2 separate regions of the Mus musculus genome follow, and region 2 is linked to region 1. Evidence: chromatin loops called from intact Hi-C (ENCODE). Cell type or tissue: gastrocnemius. All regions are shown on one strand.

Region 1 (2,500 bases):
GTCTCACATGGAACAAAGCTGAATGGTGTCCTGTGTCTGAGTCTTCTTTAGCTTCTCTTGAATCTATTGGTTCCAACCCTTGCCCTCAGCCAGGGATGGTTCCTTGCACTCTTTTTGGTTTTTTGTTTGTATGTTTGGTTGGTTGGTTGGTTGGTTTGGTTTGATTTGGGGGTTTGAGGTTTTTTTGGTTTTGGTTGTTTTGGGGCTTTTTTTTTTTTGGTTTTTTTAGACAAGGTTTCCCTGTATAGCCCTGGCTGTCCTGAAACTCACTCTGTAGACCTAGATGGCCTCAAATTCAGAAATCTGCCTGCCTCTGCATCCCAAGTGCTGGGATTAAAGGCATGTGCCACCACTGTCTGGCCCCTTGCACTCTTTTACCTGTTTCTGGGACCATTTTCCTCCTAGTGGATTGCCTCATCCAGCCTAACCATGAAGGGATGTGCCTAGTCTTGTTGTAACTTGATATGCCATGTTTAGGTGGTATCCCTGGAAGTCCTCTCTTTTTCTGAAGGGAAACATAGGAAGAGTAGATCTGGTGGAGGGGCAGGGGAGGGAAGGCATGTGGAGGAGAGGAAGGGGGGTAAACTGTGGTTAGTATATAATATACGATAAAAATAATATATGTTTAAATATATTATTTAAATGTGCTTGGGACAGGCTGCCTCTCTCAGGGTGTTGGCCCTCCTAAAATCCACGAAAGAGGCTATGCTTAATAGTGATAGAGCAAAGAAAAAAGACAGGTGGAGTATAAGAAGGTACTACAAGAAGAAAGACATTCCATGTTCACGAATTAGTTGGCTGACCAACTTTGCAGTACTTCCCCAGTCAACCCAGTCAAGAGCAAACTCTACAGACATAGTCCCTTCACTGCATATATCTCTTTAAAAAAAACAGAAAACTGCTATAAGCCACCAAGGATAAATGGGACTAGATAGTTTTTCTGTCAGGCTCTTATTTCTGTTGCTTTTATCTATACAAAAGAACTAACTATACACAAGACATCGAATTCTCCACATGAGTCTTTAGAAGAAAACCAGCCATTTAACTCCATCCTCAAATCCTGAACGCAAGGGAAATCATGTGTTGTTTTAAGCCAATGCATTTGTTTTAGTTTTACTAAGGAGAAAGTGGGAATTCATTTCTCCATTAACAAAATTATACAGTATAGTTTCCCACTTTTAGGGAAATACCAGGGGTGTGCATACCCAGAGTGCAGTGGATAAGCCTCACCCTGGGTAGGGCACTTTACTCATGGTCATGATGTCTTCCCTCTTAGGTAATTTGTAAGCCAGTTTATTTGTAAAAATGAATTCCAGAAGCCAGAGAAATCTAACAAAATTCAACAGAAGCTGAGCTGCTCTACTGAAAGAAGTACAGTGATGCTGTTAGCACAAGAGACACAGGCCACAAGGTGGCATCATTCTACAGAGAACGAGAAAGCCACGGAGAGTGTAGGAAAGATGAATATATGACAGGGACACTGAAGCCTGTCTTCAGAGAAATAGATGCATGTTTTAGCTATGAATTTTCTTGCCACATCTTGGGTTCTCCTGAAAACACTAGAAACACATACATTCAAGTGTGATTCAGTATCAGGTCCTTTTATGAAGTGCCCACTACCATTTGGGTATTTTTACTTCTCAGGGCTGGAAAGAAGATATGGGGTAAAGAACAGATGTTTCTCTTGGATAGGACCCATGTTCAGTTGTTAGTACCTATGTCAACTGGCTCACAATGCCTATAAACACAGCTCTAAGGGATCCTATACCTCTACAGGCACCTGCACTCACAGGCACAGATCCCTACTTAGACACTCATTCACACACATAATTACAAATAAGACAAATCTTTTCCTGAGCAACACCTGTATAATGACAGCACCAAGAAGCTGGCTAATAGAGGAAGATACTTTAGGGGGACTCATCCCCTAGACAAAGAACTACAGACAAGTAAGGACTAGTAAGAGAGAGAGAGAGAGAGAGAGAGAGAGAGAGAGAGAGAGAGAGAGAGAGAGAGAGAGAGAGAGAGAGAGAGAGAGAGAGAGAGAGAGAGAGAGAGAGAGAGAGAGAGAGAGAGAGAGAGAGAGAGAGAGATAGTCTAGTTTAGGAACAAGGCCCTAATTATTTGTACTCTACCAGTGGTCAGTCCTGAAATCATGTATATACAAGCAACAGTAAACTAACTCAGCAGGTATAGATACATGAAACGTAACAAGGATGCTCATAGAAAATGAGGCCAATAATTCAAGTCATATTAGGAGGAGGGACATGCAAGGAGCTGAATGAGAGGGGTTGGAGGGAAGAAAATGAAGGAAGACTATAAATGGTGTGATTACACTTGAAAATGTCAAGGTCTACCCCTAGTGATGTAATTCATTCCTGTGAGGCTGCAACACCCCCTTGTAAACTCCCTAAATAGCCCCACTAACTGCCGAACAACTATTCACATAATGGGTGATATACTACCCCAAATATCAACAGGAGCGTGACAATGGGGCTTC
Region 2 (2,500 bases), 110 kb after region 1:
TGTTTGGTTGGTTGCTTGGTTGGTTGGGTTTTATTTTTTTCAAGACAGGGCCTCACTATTTAGCTCTGGCTGTCCTGGAACACATTGTGTAGATCAGGCTGGCCTCAAACTCAGAGATCTGCCTGCTTCTATCATCCAAGTGCTGGGATGAAAGGCATGGCCAGCTCTACTTTTATTATTTTTAATTATTTTATACATCAACGTATGGGTATGCACACATGAGTGTGGGATAGTAGACAGTGCCAGGAAACTCCATAAGGCTGAGCAGGATCCAGAGTCCTCGGCACCAGGTACCCACCTGAAATGGTAGGCAGCTCCCTGCTCCATGCCGGATTCCTGGCCCAGAACACATGCCACAATTCCCACATAAGGAAACATGGCCTGTGGTCACATAGCCCAAAACAGAGTTCTCCATGCTAATCAGGTATCTAGAGGCCCCGAGAGTCTAGCTAATAAGCTCTTCTTCCCAGACAGTCTTTCTTGCAAAAGGTATTTAATCTCTGATTCACCATAAGAAGGTGGTATAGACCCATTTCCCATGATGAACAATCAGTTATCAGTTTGGAACCGAGGACTGTCCCTTTTATCAAGAACTACTGTGGAGAGTATGGAGAAGGCCTTCGAATACTGAGCCATGCTCCATCTAAACCTCCCATAGGAAGCCCCTCTGTGCTCTCAGAGAACCACAACCAAGCTAAGGACAATCACCAATGAGCTAAACTGGAATTCCCATTTCCCTGGCTTGTCATCAGCCTCTGTCGGTGGTCCCCAACTCCTCAAGACCCAGAGATAGATGCCTATATGTCCAAGAGTTTGAGAGTCCCCAGTCCCGGCCTCGAATCGGGCCATACTTCTCTGTGTGGTTTTCCAGCAGCAACTGGATGCCCAGGAACTTAAATTCCTCAGCTTGGGCTACGTTTTCCCACCCCCTGAGCAGTGTCTCGGTGTTTCCCTATAATCTATCGGTGCAGGATAAACAAAGTCAAGAGCTCCCTGAGTTTCGCCTCCCCAGAGGCACTTCTACACCCCAGCGGTGTGGCAGAACATGGATACATTGCACACATGCATGAGTGCAAGTGTTCATGGAGGCCTGACACATATATCAAATACACAGGAGCTGGAGGACACACGGCTGTAAAGCTGTGAGCTACCAAGGTATAGTGGGCACATCGATAATCCTAGCACTGAGGACATAGGAGGACTCTAGGGGCCAGCCAGCCTAGCTGAAATGGCATACTCCAAGTCCACTGAAGAGACCCTATCTCAAAATTTAACGTGGAGAAGTGGTAAAGAAAGCTATCCTGAAGCCAACCTCTGGCCTCCACATGTGCTTTTGAGGGCAAGCACACCTAAACATACATGTGCCAAACACACACACACACACACACACACACATACACACACAGGAAAACAGAAGTAGTATCTCTATACCATCAAACTTAACAGGAAAGCCATTTAAAGATCAAGATATGTCTTAGCCCCTTGTGACCAGAGTTTTATCTTATCAGATTGTAGGTCCATCCAAGATACCTCTAGAGGGGGCTGGAGAGATGGCTCAGTGGTAAAGAGCACTGGCTGCTCTTCCAGAGGGCCTGAATTCAATTCCCAGCAACCACATGGCAGATCACACCTGTCTGTAACTCTGGTACCAGGGCATCTGATACCCTCACACACACATACATGCAGGCAAAACACCAATGAACATAAAATAAAAATAAATTATATATTTCTAAAACAGAGGAAAAACCAACCTAGACATCTCTTTGGAGCCATCCTACAATCCAAGTCATCAAAGAGAAAGAGAGAAAAAAACATCTCTTAGCAAGAGTGAGTGTGTGTGTCTGTGTGTGTCTGTCTGTGTGTCTGTCTGTGTGTCTGTGTGTTAACTGTCCATGTAAATATGTGTATTATATGTATTATATGTGTCCATGCAAATGTGTGTATAATGTATGCATGCAGGTACATGCATGTGTGTGGAGGCCAGAGGCAGTTAGTTACTGAGTGTCTTCATCAGCCATCCTCCATCTTAGTTTTTGAGGCAGCATTTCTCAGTAACCTGAAGCTCACCAATTCATCTAAGCCCAGCTTCCCAGTGGATCCAGGAATCTGCCTGTTTCCATTACCCCATCTATCAGATTGCAGGCACATACCACTTCACCCAGCCTTTACATAGTCCTAGGGAACCAAACACAGATCCCCATGGCAACTGCTTTACTCAGTAAGCCCTCTGTCTCCAGCGCCTAAAGGTCTCCTGTTAATAAACTCCAATTCTGCTTCATTCTGGCTCATGCTGAACTTGTTTTCTGAAGTGAAATGCATGATTTCTTCCCCAGCCTTTTAACTCCCTAATCAATTGTGAAAAAAAAAAAATGGATCTGTTCCTACACCTCTTGGTGACAAGGACACAGCTCCACACTGCCACCCTCAGCACTCTGGGGAGTTGCTTGTGGTTTTAGGGTGGGGGTGGGGGACTTCAAGTCAGTGCAAACTGGGATTTGTG

Evidence for each region. A loop is a pair of places that touch in the nucleus more often than their neighbours do. Peaks named below come from ENCODE experiments on the same cell type or tissue, not always from the same donor. Only the 100,000 strongest peaks of a DNase experiment are listed, where the experiment ranks them.
Region 2: a loop joins it to region 1, with 4 times the contacts of the local background. A loop is called at or near these places in 22 of 42 quality-filtered maps.

The regions. Positions count from the first base shown.
Region 1 is chr4:144,764,509-144,767,008 of GRCm38, forward strand. It overlaps Gm25938 (a small nuclear RNA gene), which reads right to left and starts at 1,284; the gene lies at 1,119-1,284. In gastrocnemius, a CTCF peak has its summit at 1,405 (motif pointing right); a DNase peak (open chromatin) is centred at 1,412.
Region 2 is chr4:144,877,318-144,879,817 of GRCm38, forward strand. It overlaps a transcript of Vps13d not described here. Among named protein-coding and RNA genes, the nearest start is that of Dhrs3, 15 kb to the right of the region's middle. In gastrocnemius, a CTCF peak has its summit at 1,531; no DNase peak of the experiment used is centred here; H3K27ac peaks cover 397 bases.